Regions from separate parts of the Mus musculus genome. Here region 2 is linked to region 1. Evidence: chromatin loops called from intact Hi-C (ENCODE). Cell type or tissue: heart. All regions are shown on one strand. Each heading gives the region's core, and the rest is flanking DNA. Links, peaks and the distances in the headings are about the cores only.

Region 1 (8,502 bases), core at 76-8,075:
GCCTTAGTGGCAAGTGCCTTTATCTGCTGAGGCATGTCACTGGCCCATAATTTATATTTTTTAAAGATTTATTTATTATTATATCTAAGTACACTGTAGCTGTCTTCAGATGCACCAGAAGAAGGCGTCAGATCTCATTACGGATGGTTGTGAGCCACCATGTGGTTGCTGGGATTTGAACTCAGGACCTTCGGAAGAGCAGTCAGTGCTCTTAACCACTGAGCCATCTCTCCAGCCTCGTAATTTAGATTCTTAACCACACAAGAAATTAGGAAGTGCTACTCTGAAAACAACAACAACAACATGATTTTGTGTGTGGTAAATTCAGTGCTTGAGTTATGGATTGGATCTTCTATCCTCAATATTTGACTGAAAAGTAAAAATATTTGAGAAGTTAGTAGTTCAGTTCACATCCAGATATTTTAAAGGTCATATTCAACTGAAAGCAAAACACTAAGCTAACTGTGTCCCTCCTTCCTTCCCTTCTTATCCCAGGAGTCCCTCCCTTCCTTTCCTCCTCCATGTCTGGGTGTTAAAGCTTGCTGCTGGTTCTTGGAATTTGTCTCTGCATCTCTCAGAGCCAATCCCCTTTGTGAAATAGTTCTACTATCTTGAGAACTTGGCCTCAACTTCTACTCAGAGATCAGTCCAATTGGCCAACACTAATTAGGTCACCCACTTCCCCACCCAGTGCGAGCTGAGTGTGCTACTGCTTCCTTCTACTCATGTCCTTGATGGAGATCGATCTGAAGAGTCCATCCAGGGTTGGGACTGGCTGAGGGGTTCACCAGGAAGGTCACCAATTCGGGACTCGAAGGGCTACTCGTGAGAACTGGTCTAAGTGTGCTATGTAGGTTATTACATGCTTTCAAGGCAGTTTTAATTGAAGGGGTCCTTCACTCTGGAGCCTTCCAGCATCTGAGAGTCAAGAATCAATTCCAATACAACGGATTGAATTTTATAATACGGTTTCCCAGAGAGAATATGCTATGTAGAGGTATTTCAAGTAAGGTTAAATAGCAGAAAACCAAGCTCAGGGTTTGAGATAGGCAGAGGATGGGACAGCTCTTCTCCCTTATCCAAAGGATCCCAGAAACTACTGCATGGTTTAAGAGAGAGGGGAGGAGGAGTGAGTTAGTTCGTGGAAGCCCTTTGAATGGTGTAAATTTAGGAATGACCACAACTAGCTGACTGTTAAGACACTTGACATTCTTTTTTTTTTTTTAAAGATTTATTTATTCATTATATGTAAGTACACTGTCGTCAGACACTTGAGAAGAGAGAGTCAGATTTCGTTATGGATGATTGTGAGCCATCATGTGGTTGCTGGGATTTGAACTCAGTACCTTTGGAAGAACAGTCAGTGCTCTTAACCGCTAAGCCATCTCTCCAGCCCCCGAATGTGACACTCTTGAGAAGGCCATTTGGGCACTTTTCCTAAGTGCATCTCTTTTTGTTTTAAACATGTTTGCCTCCTCTTAGTAAATCCAAATTCTGCTTTAACTGGCTTGTCCAGTTTTAGGAGAGCAGAGGTCTTTTTGAAGCACACCTGTGGGTGCTGCAGGTACCAGCATGGGAGCAATGCATCTCATCCCTGACACTGCAACGCTAAGTATGGCTCCCTCCTCACAGAACTCAAAGGCCAAGAAGATGAAGGAGGCATATGGAAATTGTAATGGAGAATGAGGAAGAAGGAAAGACAGGAAACATAATTCAGGAGGCTGTGTTGCTGCTAGGAGAGGTGATTTCCAACATGGATCCTAAAGTCTTTTCCTGCCATAGACTTCTTCTTCAATACCACAGAAAACTCTTTTTTTTTTTCCCCGAGACAGGGTTTTCCTGTGTAGCCTTGGCTGTCCTGGATTCAGAAATCTGCCTGCTTCTGCCTCCCAAGTGCTGGTATTAAAGGCGTGTACCACCATGCCCAATTCCACAGAAAACTCTTGTCACTAATATTTGGAATAGATTTTCTGGGAGCATAATATGAATTATAAAGTGCCACACGCTCTGGTTGAGTCAGCTTGACAAGCTGAGAGGCTTGGATGCTACACACGAGGCAGAAGGGTTTCACGGAAACTCACTCCTGGAGTCTGGCGTTCTCTCTAACCCATACATTAATTTTCCATTCCCGAGTTAGTCTAGTGTATGGATCCACGTGCTCTCTTTTAGTATTATCCTATTATAAGTGCCTTTTAAGATTGAATTCTGACATAGCTAAAGCCTTCACCAGTGTTCCAACAGTCCTAGAAAGTCCTTGAGCAAGACCATGGGCTTGGAAATTCAGTAAAAATGTTGCTATTCAGTGACATTCAGAATTGCCTCTGGTACTACACTATCACTTTGAATAAAAACTAAGTCACTGCCCTACACATGAATTTACCATCACCTAGGAAGAAGGGAGTTTCAGACCTAAGGAGAAACCAGAGTAGATACTTAGAACTATAGATAGCTGAGTTATACCCAGACGCACGTATTTACAATGGCCTAGGGGGAAGGTGGACTATACAATAGACTAAAATAGGAACTTTGGCAAGGGCACGAAGCCCTTGACCCTGGCTTCTAAAATTAAGTGAATCTTAGGTGGAGCCCTTGTTTTTTATTTTTTTTTATTACGTATTTTCCTCAATTACATTTCCAATGCTATCCCAAAAGTCCTCCACATCCACCCCCCCCCCCACTCCCCTACCCACCCATTCCCATTTTTTGGCCCTGGCGTTCCCCTGTACTGGGGCGTATAAAGTTTGCCTGACCTATGGGCCTCTCTTTCCATTGATGGCCGACTAGGCCATCTTTTGATACATATGCAGCTAGAGTCAAGAGCTCTGGGGTACTGGTTAGTTCATAATGTTGTTGGTGGAGCCCTTGTTGATCCCAGTTGTTAACAATGAATTCTATCCCAGGTGGTTCCTGTTAGACCTGTGTTTGCATTCCTCTGATTTATGTAAGAATCCAGTAACCTCTTTGTACCTTGTGAGTGTGTCACCCAACTTCCTTATTGTCTTCTGTATAAAAAGTTCGATTTGACAAATTACATTCAGATTCTACACAACCTCTCCTGTGTGCATCTATCTGTCATCCCATCAGACACTTTCCCCACCTGCGACTAGAGACCCATTCCACACAGACAAAGGGATCCAGAGGGTCTGTGGCAATAAAATGTATCAAAATTGCTTCAGAATTTTATAAAAACCAAACTTGTGTATATACTCATCTTTATTAGGTGTAATGCAGATATAGCACTATCATGAAGTTAAAAAACAAAACGAAACAAAAACCAATAAAACAACACAAGGGACTGGGGAGACTGGGCTTTCATAAGTTCTTTAAAACCTCTTTCAGATACTACTTCCTCCACAAAGACTTTTAAAAATGATTTTGTTTATTTTTATTTTATATGTTTTTTTTTTTTTTGCCCGAATGTATATCTGTGTGAGGGTGTTAGGTAGTCAGAAACTGCTGGAGTTACATACAGATAGTTGTAAACTGTCATGTGGGTGCCGGAAGCTGAATCCCAGGTCCTCTGAAAAAGCAGCCACTTCTCTCAACTGCCGATCCTCCTCTCCAAGCCCTTCACAAAGACTTTCTGAAATTTGATTTCTGTGTCAATTTAAACTAATAATTTCCCCTTATGTTATATTGGGATGTTACAGAATCTCAGAATTTACATTTTTCTTGTACTAAATATCTTTAATAGTACTCATATTTTGATGTCCCTACCCATTACATACTATAAGCCTTAAACCTCAAAGTTTAAAGGGATGAGATGTTTGTTTTTTGAGAACAGTCACTTGAGGCAACCTTCCTGTATCTACTTCCCGAGTGCTGGGATTGTAAGCATATACCACCACAATAGGTTGTCTTAAAAAAAAATGTTCATGGTGTTTGATTTCACTGAAAGAACACTTAGGAGTTTTAACATCCATCAAGAGGTAGCAGCCAGTAATTAGGTACATGATTTTGGCTGCCTACCTACTATTTACTGTTTTTTTTTTTTTTTTTTAAGACTAATTTTGTGTGTGTGTGTGGGTATGCACCAGAGGACAATTTGTTGGAATGGGTTCTTTTCTTTTACCATGTGGGTCCCAGGGATTGAATGCTCAGTGGCATGTCATGTCACTGGTCCATCTACTAATTTTGGGACAGCATTCACTCTGTAGCTCAGGCTAGCCTTGAATCCATGTGATCAATCCTTTTGCCCTTCCTCAGTTTCTGGAGTGCTGGAACTTATTGATGTGAGCCACCATGTTCAGTTTAGTTTTCTAAATGTTCACAATTTCATCACACACACACACACACACACACACACACACACACACAGTGCTTTGATTCCCACTCACTACCTCGACTATTCATTCTATACGTCTTATGGCACTTTTGTTCTACACCATTTTATTTCGCTGGGTTACTGTGCAATTCCTGAATCTGATCTAAGATCCGTTTCCTACTTCCAAAGAATTTATGTCCAAAATTCCAAACTGTATAACTAGCACTCTGTGTAAAAACACCAAGGACCTCCAACTTCAATATGCTAAATTTGAACTCATTTTTAAAGGAGTCTTAAGCTTTTTCCGGATTCACTGTATCCCAGAGCATGCTTTCATCATCTCTCACCCGGGTTACTGCCCACTTATTTAAAAACAATTACTCCATTTCCTCAAGTAAGCATCCTCCACATACTTTAACTCTGACGTTTGTCCCAAATACACTCAACTAACAGCTGTTTGAAAAATCCTCCATTCCCGGTGTAATAAACAGCCTTTGAATTCCAAAGTCAGGCCCTAGATTCCTCCAGGATAACTGGCCATCTCTCCTCGCCTACAGCCTTGCCAGCCTGAGCAAGTCCTTGCACAGGTTAGGGAACCCAGCAGAGTCTTAGCGAGTGTTTACTGAAGGTCCAGCGCAGCTGAGTGACGTCACGTCCGATATCCGGTGGTGTCTTCCTACGTCGTTCTGAGGGAGGTTGACAAACAGGGTTTCAGCCTTTAAGCTAGAGTTCGTAACTGCCGTTGACCTCCTCCTTTACGAAGGCCCAGAGCACCAGGTCAGAGCTCTGAGTCTGGGTCTGAATTCAGCCGCAGGGCCCGGCCCAGGGTGGAACCCTGTGCGAGAGGAGCGCGGGCGCTGCCCGGACCCTGACCCAAGCGCAGAAGCGGCCCTCTAACACTCCGCGGCGGCGTTTCCTCCGAAGCTCTCGCGAGAGGAGCCGGGGAAAGATGGCTGCGCCGGGTCTTTCCGAGTGAGGAGGAGGCGGCGGCGGCGGCGCCGGGCGTCGTGCGGTCGTGGTCTCTTGAGCTGCGGCTTTCCTCGTCCGAGACGAGGGCCGCCGCCTCCGGGAGATGCGCGTGTCGCGGACCCGCGGTCGCCCCGGGAGTTCATGCTGCGTGCTAGGCTCGCGGCCGCCGCTCTAATCGCCCGGCGCCGCCGCCGCGCCGGCTCGGCCCGCGGTGAGCCTCCCGGAGCCTGTCCCGCGCGCCGCGGCGGCTATGACCGGGGAGAAGATCCGCTCCCTGCGGAGGGACCACAAGCCCAGCAAAGAGGACGGGGACGTGCTGGAGCCCTGCGAGGAGGAGGCGACAGCCGCGCTCGGCGGCGCCTTCACCGGGGGCAGAAGCGGACCGGGCGGCAGCGGCAAGGGCGGCAAGGCCTGCCATAAGATCTTCAGCCACCACCACCGGCTGCAGCTGAAGGCGCCCGCCGTTCCGGGCCCCGGCGTTCCGGCCCCGCCGCAGCACAACGCAGTGACTGCCACCTGCCCTGCCCCGGCCTGCCTGGGCGGCAGCAACCCCGCTTTAGTCGCTGACGGAGGCGGCTGCCCCTCGCTCTACCCGGTCCACGAGTGCGTCTTTAAGGGGGACGTGAGGAGACTGTCCTCGCTCATCCGCACGCACAATATCGGACAGAAAGATAATCATGGTGAGCTTTGCCTAATTTCCGTCCCCTCGGAGGTGGGGTGGGGGTGACCGTTGGCCTCCGGGTTCCCGGTCCCTTCTCCCGCACCGTGTTTTCCTCTGGCGGAAAACCTCGAGTCTTTTCAGGTGCAGCGAGCGTGCCAGGGGTCAGGGTGCAGCAAGGATGTTTTCTTCTTTTCCACCTGAGCATTTCGGGACAGGTTGCATTTTCTCTGCGGCAGTCTTTGCGAGTGCCAAAAGGTCGGGCTATCTCACATCCAGGCAGGTCTTCTGGGTTTTAGGGAACGTTTCCTTTTTCCCTCCCTCCCTTCTTGCCGGTCTTCACCGCCCAGGTACGCGCAGATAGATGTGAGTTTTTATCCGTCACTGACCTCGTGCTGTAAACACTGGTTTTTGAAAGCCATACTGAAATGTGTCCGCATTTAATTTCCCAAAGCAATTGAAGAGACTTTTGTTTTTGTTGCTCTTTCCACACCAGGACCATTTTTCATCTTGATTGAGACTAAAGACATACTATGGTTTTCATTATAAAGTCTTAGCCACATGTACTGGCTGGTTTTATGTGTCAACTTGACACAGTTGGAGTTATCACAGAGAAAGGAGCTTCAGTTGAGGAAATGCCTCCATGAGATCCAACCTGTAAGGCATTTTCTCAATTAGTGATCAAGGGGGAAAGGCCCCTTGGGTGGGACCATCTCTGGGCTGGTAGTCTTGGGTTCTATAAGAGATCAGGCTGAGCAAGCCAGGGGAAGCAAGCCAGTAAAAAACATCCCTCCATGGCTTCTGCATCAGCTCCTGCTTTCTGACCTGCTTGAGTTCCAGTCCTGACTTCCTTGGTGATGAACAGCAGTATGTAAGTGTAAGCCGAATAAACCCTTTCCTCCCCAACTTGTTTCTTGGTCATCATGTTTGTGCAGGAATAGAAACCCTGACTAAGACAGCACATGTTTGAGAAAGCATGGTATATTTGGTAGTGAACGGTATCAGTATCTACTTTTGGCCGAATCTTGCCTGGTGATTTTTTAACCCCTTTAAAGCAACTTGTTGTTGTTGTTTTTGTAAAGACTTATTTGCATCCTCCCCTGCCTCCCCCCCCCCTACTTCGTGGTGCTGTGGATTGTATCTAACTAAGGTCTTGTGAAATAGTAATTGTTGAAAATATTTTTCAATGTTTTATTAACAGGCAAATATTGTTGGCAGCTGTTTTTAACCTGACCATTCATTCTACATTAATTAATTAGGTAAACTGCTCAAGATGGTATTATACATTTGTGCACAAAATGGTTTTGCACATTAATGCAATACCACCTGTGAAAATAAGCTTCCTGAATTTCATTGGTTTTTAGATTTTTTTTTTTTATCTAAAATTAGAACAAAAGTAGAAAACAAAACAAAAAAAATGAATGATTTTGGTTCAGTTTTCTGTCTTTGTCTTCTGATTTTGTAAGACCAGTCTGGCCTCGAACTCAGAAATCTGCCTGCCTCTACCTCCCAAGTGCTGGGATTAAAGGTGTGCGCCACCACCGCCCGGCCTTTTAGTCTATTTTACTGTGCTGTTCTACCAAGCACATTTGACTGCTACCGAGAACTAGATGCCGACTTAAACAGTTGAATCGTAGCCCTAGTGTATTGGTTAGTAGGATGCTGTTTAGACGTGGTCTAGTAGTAGCTGTGTTTTATCTTTGCCTTTAGAACTTAGTTACATGCCTTAAAGTCTCTTTGAAAATGGTCAAACATCCCCTTTGCAAGTTAATGCTCTTTAAGAGATAAGTGGATGCCATAGGAACTACTGAAATTTTGGAATTACTGATTGTTGAGCTTCTAGTTATGTATTTATCATTTTTAAAAACTAAATACTTTTCAGAATAATTAGAATTCTATATATCCTTAAAGGATACTCCTGACCTTTACCCACCAAAATTCACCTTTTTTTGTATTTCATTTAGCTGCCTTTATATCACTTATGATCAAAGCAGCTATGGGCTCTTGCCTGTAAAAAGTGCAACCATGCCTCTTTTTGGCACACTCAGGGAAGAGGCACTGCTGTGCTCTTCTGTAGTTTCATAGTGTCCCCATTAAACTCTAAGATCAGTATTTTTTTTTTTAACCGAATTTATTTCTGCATGCCTGTTTGTGAAGATCCAAGGACAACTTGTGGAGAATTAAGTCTCTCTTTCATTGTGTGGGTCCCAGGATTGAATTGAACCCAGGTTGTCTGTTGTTCCCATTACTGCAGGTTAACTTAACCCTAGCCGCCTCCGCCTCCAGCCTAGCTATTAAAACTTTTTTTTTTTTAGATTTATTTTTATTTTATGTGCCTTCCTTTGTTTCTACAACTCTGGGATTTCAAGCATGTGCTACCACATCCAACTTCTTTTTGAAAATTATTTTATTTTTTTATGTGCATTGGTGTTCTGCCTTCATGTCTGTGTGAGGATGCCAGATCTTGGAGTTACAAACAATTGTGGGCTGCCATGTGGGTGCTGGGAATTGAACCTGGGTCTTCAGAAGTTTCATCAGTGCTGTTAGTACTCTCAACTGCTGAGAGATCTCTCCAGCCCCCATACCCAACTTTCATATCAAGGATTCAAAC
Region 2 (8,502 bases), core at 503-8,502, 91 kb after region 1:
CAAACAAAAAATTTTATTACTTATTTATAGTGTATGTGTGCGTCACAGTGCCCTTTGAAGGTGCCCTCATTCCACCATGTGGGTCCCTGATCAAACTTGGGTTTAATCCATCTCTACATTTTTCTATATGCTTTATGTTTTATAATAAAAATTATAGTTAAACCAACAGGGTTTCTCTGTATAGCCCTGGCTGTCCTGGAACTCACTTTGTAGACCAGGCTGGTCTCGAACTCAGAAATCCGCCTGCCTCTGCCTCCCAAGTGCTGGAATTAAAGGCGTGCGCCACCACCGCCCGGCATGATAAAATCTTTTAACTACAAATCTGATTTATGTAAGACTTACTGAGCACAGTAATCGAGGGCATTTGATGCAGAAAGGCTAGCAAAAAAGTAATTTATTTAAATATTTTCCATCTGTTTTGACTATCACCATAGAGCTACTAAGTTGAATAGGCAATGAAATACTTATCATTGTTAATGACTTTCACAGAAATAATATAGCTAAAAGCAGGTGACAAAAATCTTAAGACAAACAGTAAGTATATCTAATCTATGACAGTTTAAGTGATCGTAATTATTTGCCAGAAAAGGCAACAGAATTATAGAATCTGGATATAGGCAACAAATTCTTTCTTCTTACTATTTCTCCAATATTATAAAGGCATCCCAAACTCACAAATTTCTCCAAATACTATATCTCTACTAACTTCTAGAGATTTCTGAGATGCTAGAAGTATAGCATAACACAGAAAACAAAGAAAAGACAGCCAATGTTCCCAATCTATTGGAATTGCAGTTCTCTCCATAAGCAAACATAGAGATGTAAGAAATGCATGTACTAAAAAGGCAAGAAACTCTGCACAAATTAACCTCTTTTTCTCTTACTAGAACGGAAACTACTTATTTAATAAGTCAGTCATCAACTATAGCTTTCAACTATGAAAAAAGTCTAATATATAAACAAAATTTCATGAGGGACACAGCGATGTTTGAAAATGTACTATTAAATTGTAGTGGTAAGAATGGATTTCCCTATCTTTATTTGATAATAAGTTTTACTTTCTGTCACGAAACAAATCAGCACTTTCTGGGTGACTTGATTGCTTATTTTTTTTTTTTAAGTAATGTCAAGCGATATTAAATAAAATGCATATAATAAACCATAGCCAAACACCTCCATTAAAAAAAAGGCAGGTATGCCTAATCTTTAGCAGGACAGAAGAGGGCTGCTTTTCAGTATTCCAGAGCTGGTGATAGAACCCAACGTCTTTGCAAGATATGTAAGTGTTCTATAACTGAACTACATCCCAAAAGATGTGATCTTTTATTTTATTTGGCGCTACTTCAATAATGCAGAATGTCTAATTAAAAAAATTTTAAAATTTATGTCTGTGTGTGTACCTGTATGAGCCTTTATGTGCACCATGTGTGTGCAGATGCTGGCAGAGGTCATATTCTCTGAAACGGAGTTAAAGGCAATTGTGAATTGTCCTGGAACTCACTCTGTAGACCAGGCTGGCTTTGAACTCAGAAATCCTCCTGCCTCCTACCTCCCAATTGCTAGGATTAAAGGGGTGCACCACCACTGCCGGGCTTCAGTAGGTGCTTTTAACAACTGAGCCTTCCAATTGTCCCCATATTGTCTAATTTTAAAACCCACAAATACTTTGAGTGCCACTACTGAAAAATGTTTCATTTTAAATGCATTATTAGTCTTAAGGTAATTCAACTACCATAAAGAACTAGTTGTCAAGACTACCCTCATATATTTTATAAACAAGCTCAATCCATGAATTACCTTCCAGTTTCTATCAATTAGCAACAAATAGATAATTTTCTCAAATGCAAGAGATAATTTTGGCTACAACCTGTTTATTTTTCACATGCTATATGAGTATAACATACAGTATATTATGAACTTGTATTAGCCAAATCCTTATGCCAGTTCATACCTATTGATATAGAAATATGCTGGATGTGGTGGCACTCATTTTTAATATTAGCACTTGATAGGCAGGGTGGATTTCAAGTTGGAGTCCAGTGTGATCTACATAGTGAGTTCCAGGCTAGGTAGGGCTACATAGATTCTGTAGACTCTAAAACAAAACACAACAAAACTCTAAAATACATTTGGGTGAAGAAACTGCATGTGATACAGTATGGTCAGACCACACCAAATCTACTTTTCAACTAATACTGTTTTTCTCATTAGGATGACAAAAGAGTTATGCAGCCTTCTCCCTGCATATGTTCTTTACATTTAAAAGAAGGGGAGAAAATCGGGGCTGGAAAGATGGCTCAGTGTTTAGAAGCACTTAAGGTTTTTTCAGAGCACCAAAGTTTGATCCAGGCACCCACATGGCAGGCGGCTCACAATCATTGCATAACCACAGTTGCAAAGGATCTGATATTTTCTTAGAGCAAAAAAACACAAACATAAATACACAGAAAACAAATTAATTTAAAAACTCATTTCTGTGATGGCTGACATGTTGATGGCTAACTATGTTTAAAAGTTAAAAATCTCTGTAGTTAGGCAAAATTAGACCTCCTATGTTAAGGACTGCTAAGGATATATATTTTTAACTGATGTTCCTGTAAATAAATTTGTTCTGCTTGAACATAAACACATTGTAATTTTGCATTCTTTGCCTTTATAAACCCGACTGAGGTGGCTGGGCGCTGCATTCTAGTGAATCTCTAAACATCCCCCAGACTCATAACCATTTCATACTGGTGAGATGGCTCTGCAGGTTGGTGGAAAAAAAAACCCACTCCCTCAAGTTGTTCTCTAACCTCCTGAGGCACCAGGGCACGTGAAACCCTATTCACGTGTGCAAAAAGAAACACTAAACTTAAAGAGGAATGTAATAGAAAATCAATTTCAGTCAAAGAATTTGGTCTGCGCTGGACACAGGATTCACGGCCCTGCCCACGTTAGGGAATTATATCCCCAGCCCTGGATAGTTGAGGGCTACTTCTTCGTTTGGGAAAATATATCAATACTTTGTAAACTCCAGGAAAAACTAAGCAGGAAATCGCTACTTATTAAATAAAATTTTCTTTTTTGTATTTACAACAAAACTACGCATTTAAATTTTCTTTGCTTTCTTTCTTTCTTCTTCTTTTTTTTTTCCTTTTTTCTTTTTTGAGACTGTTTCTCTGTTGCTCTGGCTGTCCTGGACTCGCTGTGTAGACCTGGCTGACCTCCAATTCAAGAGATCCATTTGACTCTGCCTAATCTAGTGCTGTGATTAAAGACGTGCGCCACCATGCCAGGTCAGTATTTACATTTTCATTATCCGAAGTTATTTTTAAAACTTCTTAAGACTGGATTATCGGTAAATCAGTGAAAAATGAGCTTCGTAAGCGTGGGACCAACTGCATAAGTTAGTCTGTAAGCGAGCAGGATTCGAAGTCCGAGCCCTTCACCACAGCTTTTAGCTGTCAGGTGGGTACTTAAGCTTAAGGGCCAAGCTTCGTGTCACTCGCCATCCTGTTCTCCGGGATCAATTCGATCACCGCACTGAACTCAGCGATCCCCAGGCCTGGCGCCCAGGGCCACAGGCCGCGCCTCAGGTTTCGACGCCGCCACGTTCTGATGCGACGTTGGGTAGCGCAGCCATGCCCGACCGCGCTGTCTAGGGAGCCCATGTTCCCCCCACGAGGACCTCTCAGCCCGTTAGACGCACTTACCCGAAAGAAGTTTCTCCTGAGGGCGAGGTTGGTGAGGGCAACGGAAGGGCTCGTCGGTCCTGCGGTCCCGGGAGCTGGCGGTGACGACATCAGCGCGCGCAGCTAGGGCAAGGCCCGGATTACTGTGAGGCGGAAGGGGCGGGGTTATCCAGCCATGGCACCTTGAAACGTCACAGCCGTGGTCGGGGCTTCCGGTGTGAGCTTTTGAATATGTCGCGCCAGCTGAGAGCCCCTAGGTTTGACCCTCGTGCGGGATTCCACGCGGAGGGCAAGGACAGAGGCCCCTCTGTTCCCCAGGGCCTGCTGAAGGCAGCGAGAAGCAGCGGCCAACTCAACTTGGCGGGAAGGAACCTCGGGGAAGGTGAGGCAGCGCGCGAACATCCTCTTGGTCCCCTGTGCACCCACCCGCGCCTGCTCCGTGGCCCTGCTAAGACTGGCCTTGACTTACTCGAAGTGTTCACTGAGATGTCCACAGAATACGGGATAAACATCGTAGTTTGGGAGTAAATTCGCTGTGAGATAGAGGATAGGCAGGTATTTGATTCGCCTTCCTCTTATTTTCGTTTTACCAGCTCCCCTCTGTGAGCTTAGAATAATTTTCTTTCAAGCCTAGCCTTTTTTTTTCTTCCACTTGAGGAAAATCCCAATGACAAACATACTCCTTATCCTAAGTACTAATTCAGAGTAAATGCTGCGGAGTATATGAATTTGAGAACATCCTGAGAAACCTATGAATGATCAACAAGCACAAATCTACATATTACTAAGTATAAATAAATACCTTTGTAGTGTATGTGTTTGGTAGGAGAGGACAGAGACAAAGAGAGGATTGAGAAGTGAAGCATTCTTTCTGTAATATTTTTTTCTACTTGCATTGATTAAAATCTTCCACTTCTAATAATGTACTTATGTATCTGTAAGGTTGACTAAGTAAAGACATTATGTGTATGCTTACTGAATGTGATGATTACTTGTGTCAAGTTGACACAATCAATGAGGGATTATTTAGATCATGTTCTCTATGAAGAACGTCTATGAAGACCTGTCTTGATTGATAATTGATGTAGGAAGATCTAGCCCACTGTGGGTTGTGCCATTCCCTAAGTTGGGTCTTGAATCCAAAGGTTGAGTCGTATAAAAAAGTGTGCGTGCCTTAATTCATTTCTCCCTCTGCTCTTGATTGTAGTTGTGTTGTGAGTAGCTGTTCCAAGTTCCTGCCATCTTGACTGATGGCCTGCAAATGAAATTATGAGCTAAAATAAACTTTTTCTCTAAGGTTCTTTGTTATGGTATTTTACCACAGCGTCTGGAAAGAAGAGTAGAATAGAAATTGGTACCCAGAAAGTGGATAAATCTGACTACATGGTTCCTAGGATATTTGAACTATTTTATATGGCTAGAATGTGGAAGGCTCTGGAATGTAGGTCTAGGAAAAAAGCTGAATGTTATGGGCAGAGCATAATGGACTGTGTTTTGGTTTGTTTTGTTGTTATGGGAAGTTGGAAAATAAGAATGCTGACAGAAATGTAGACATTGGAAGCCTGACTTTTGAAGTTTTACAGGGCAACAAGGACTGTGGTGGGAACTGGGTTAGCTGCCATTTGGATTATATTGTGGCCAAGAAATGGCTTCCTTCTTTCTACCCATGTCCTGAGTACCTGAGAGAAGACAGATATACTGGTTCGTTTGGCAGAGGCAATTTTGGGAGAGTATTCAGACTGGTATTGAAAACCGTTGTATAATTGCTATACCATTGTAAAGCAGCCTCTTGCACAGCATTGGGACAATAGGAAAGTGGTTTTTTTTTTTTTTTTTTTTTTTTTTTTTTTTTTAGGGTCAACACAAGTAAGCTTGTCGGTGGGTCTGTGGGGGATTGTCTTGGCTATGCTAATTGATGTTAAGATCCCCCCCCCCCCTTGATCTCAGTTTCTGAATTTTTCTTCCATGTTTCTAACTTTTCATTCATATTGTGGATGTTTTCATCCATTTTGCTGACTTTCTTCTCTGAGACCTAGGTTGAAACCATCTACTTGTTTGTATCCTCTTTTAATTAATTAGTAATTTCTTACCCGAAAATTTGAAAGTTTCATGTGGCATTTTGTCTATTTCAGTATCTGTGAAGATCAGTTGCAATTTTTGAGGGATCATATTTCCTTCACTTTTTTATAGTTCTGTGTTGCAGTTTGCACATCTGTTGGTTTGTATATCTAGTCTAGAATTTTAAGTAGACATATTAAGTAGACTGTTCTTGAAGGCTCAGTCTCCAGTACCACCCATCAAGAAAGAAACAGACTATTGTGACTCCAAACCCACCAAACTATAAAGATATCTATACATTGAAAATACGTTATTGCTCACTAATATACCATTACTAGTTGTTGTAGTAAGGGTTACCATTGCTGTGAGGAAACACCATCACCAAAAGCAAGTTGAGGAAGAAAGGGTTTATTTGGCATCATTGAAGTAAGTCAGGACAGGAACCTAGAAGGAGGAGCTGATTTTCTGCTCTTTTCCTATGTTCTTTCCCCTTTTAAATTTCTAAAGCTTTTGTTCTATTTGTCTCTTTGGGATTAAAATCTATTTTCCTTATTCTGACTCTTTACTGAGTCATACAGAGGCAAGCTTCCATTCCTGCATCTGATTGGGAAGTCTCTGGTGAATTTGAATGACAGTGAGAGTAGGGCATAACTAGTGATTGATTGGCTTGAGTCCTATTCCAAGTTTTGTGTCACCCTCCTGCAGCCATACCTTTGTCAGGGACTGAAAGACTCTTTGGATAGTTGGCTACACCAGGTTTTGATTCAGCTTGTCGACAAGCTTTTTCCTAGAAATTCAAGCTTTTGCTTATCTCAGTGAGGGCCTTGCCTGGAAGCAAGCACTCTAGTGGAGCTTCCACTTCATAGTGATTGTTCTACTCACTACACTATAGATGTTACCTTTTGCTACAGTAGAATAACACAGTTTTGTGTGGTGGGTAAGAAACAAAATTATGTCTGGTAGAATGGTAGCTGCTAGGATCAGAAACCTTTCACAGGCCATAATGGCAAGTGGCTCTGCAGAGCTTAGAGTACAGTGCTAACGTACCCGCTAAACTCTGGGTAGTCACACATTTTCTTGATGCCTCATTTTTTTTTTTTCACCTACAAAACAGGGATAATGAAACCTCCTGTCTCACAGAGTTATCAGGAGAGTTTAGCATTGTAGTTTGTGTTTTCATGCTAGGGATCAAACTCAGGGTCTCATGTAAAATTCACACTACAGTCTGGGTCCCCCCCAATAAAATACATTGTGTTGTAATTTATTAACATTTGGTTTATTGACATTTAAATACCTTTTGAACATTTATTTTTTATTTACCTGCACATGGGCAGTCAGGGGGCATCGTGTGGGAGCTGGGTTTCTCCAGCAGTGTTGTTCTGAGGTTCAGACTCTGAGCAGGTTTGACAGCGAGTGCTCTTACCCACTGTGAGGGTTTGAATGAGCATGTTCTCCAGAGGCTCATGTGCTTGAATATTTGGTCTCCACTTGGGAAAGATTAGAAGATGTAACCTTGTACCATTTTTTTGCTTCATGGTTGTAGCTCAGGGTGCATCATTTACTCCACCATCATGAGCTCTACCCCTTTCCACCCAGAACCATAATCCAAATTAAACACTTTCTTTTATAAATTATCTTGGTCATGGTGTTTTATTACTGCAATAGAAAAGTCACTAATATACCCTCCATGCTGTCCCTCAGGCCTTGACCATGCTGTCCCTCAGGCCCTGACCATGCTGTCCCTCAGGCCCTGACCATGCTGTCCCTCAGGCCCTGGAGTTACTTGGGACCATTGTAAGATAAAGTATTCAATGAGTATGTCTCTAAGTCTTCACTTCATTTTTATTCTTTTTCCCTTTTCTTCTTGATGTGGTGGTGATGGAGATAGTCCCTCAGTGTGTTTGGAGAATAAATGTGGACATTCCTGAAGAGGCTAATCAGAATCTTTCATTCAGTTCTACTGAACGATGGTGGGATCAGACAGATCTGACCAAACTCATCATCTCCAGCAATAAACTTCAGTCTCTCTCTGATGACCTCCGACTCTTGCCTGCCCTTACTGTTCTTGATGTAAGTTGACTATAATTATGGGATCTTAGTTAAACAAACTGAATTTAGGTAAGTTGAAGAGCTAAATTTAGAAGTTGCTAAACAGGAAGCCTTCCTTGCTGAGCTTGTAGAATGCAAGACAAATTTAAAAAACTGACTTGGAAGATCGGCTCCATGTCTCTATGTCCACAGACCTGGTGTAGATGCTGTGATTAAATGAGTCATGTGTGCAAACAGAACTGGCACTTGGCTTCTTGTTTTTGTTTTTTATTTCCCCTTGTTAAATTTTATTTTAGACACTAAAGCAAATACAGTACTCAGGGGTCTTTTGTGTTCCTGTTTCAGAACTTGCCCTTAGACTCATTGACTGTAACTATTTACCTGAATTTTTTGTGTTCTTAGTTGGGTCTTTTTTTTTTTTTTTTTTTTTTTGTAGTGAAAGTTGACCTATCATGTGATAAGTGAACCATGAAGGGTGTACTTTAGAATCTACAGGCCTTTAGTGAACTGGGTCATGTCCAAACTCTTCAACTCGTGTGTGGAAATGGTGGATGTAAACAGTGCCATTCTTGAGGAACAAAAAGTTTTGTTTTGTGTCTGTAAAATAACAAAACAATAGTCTGGCTTATTCTGAGGTTCTTTCTACTGTGAAGATGCTATGATTCTGTGAGACTGTAAAGCTGTTCTCCCAGCTCATATCTGTTCTGTGTGTGATATTAAG

What was found. A loop is a pair of places that touch in the nucleus more often than their neighbours do. Peaks named below come from ENCODE experiments on the same cell type or tissue, not always from the same donor. Only the 100,000 strongest peaks of a DNase experiment are listed, where the experiment ranks them.
Region 2: it touches region 1 in a loop (5-fold over the local background); 24 of 42 quality-filtered maps call a loop at or near these places.

What each region holds. Positions count from the first base shown.
Region 1 is chr3:157,942,044-157,950,545 of GRCm38, forward strand. It overlaps Ankrd13c (ankyrin repeat domain 13c), which reads left to right and starts at 4,957. Exons shown (of 13, transcript NM_001013806.2): 1 at 4,957-5,913. The coding sequence starts at 5,484. In heart, for the core only: no CTCF peak of the experiment used is centred there; DNase peaks (open chromatin) are centred at 4,948, 5,158 and 5,848; H3K4me3 peaks cover 2,686 bases; H3K27ac peaks cover 1,917 bases; H3K27me3 peaks cover 383 bases.
Region 2 is chr3:158,032,821-158,041,322 of GRCm38, forward strand. It overlaps Srsf11 (serine and arginine-rich splicing factor 11), which reads right to left and starts at 3,786. Exons shown (of 13, transcript NM_001379531.1): 1 at 3,696-3,786. The coding sequence starts at 3,785. It overlaps Lrrc40 (leucine rich repeat containing 40), which reads left to right and starts at 3,862. Exons shown (of 15, transcript NM_024194.6): 1 at 3,862-4,056; 2 at 7,621-7,802. The coding sequence starts at 3,906. In heart, for the core only: no CTCF peak of the experiment used is centred there; a DNase peak (open chromatin) is centred at 3,811; H3K4me3 peaks cover 3,105 bases; H3K27ac peaks cover 1,383 bases.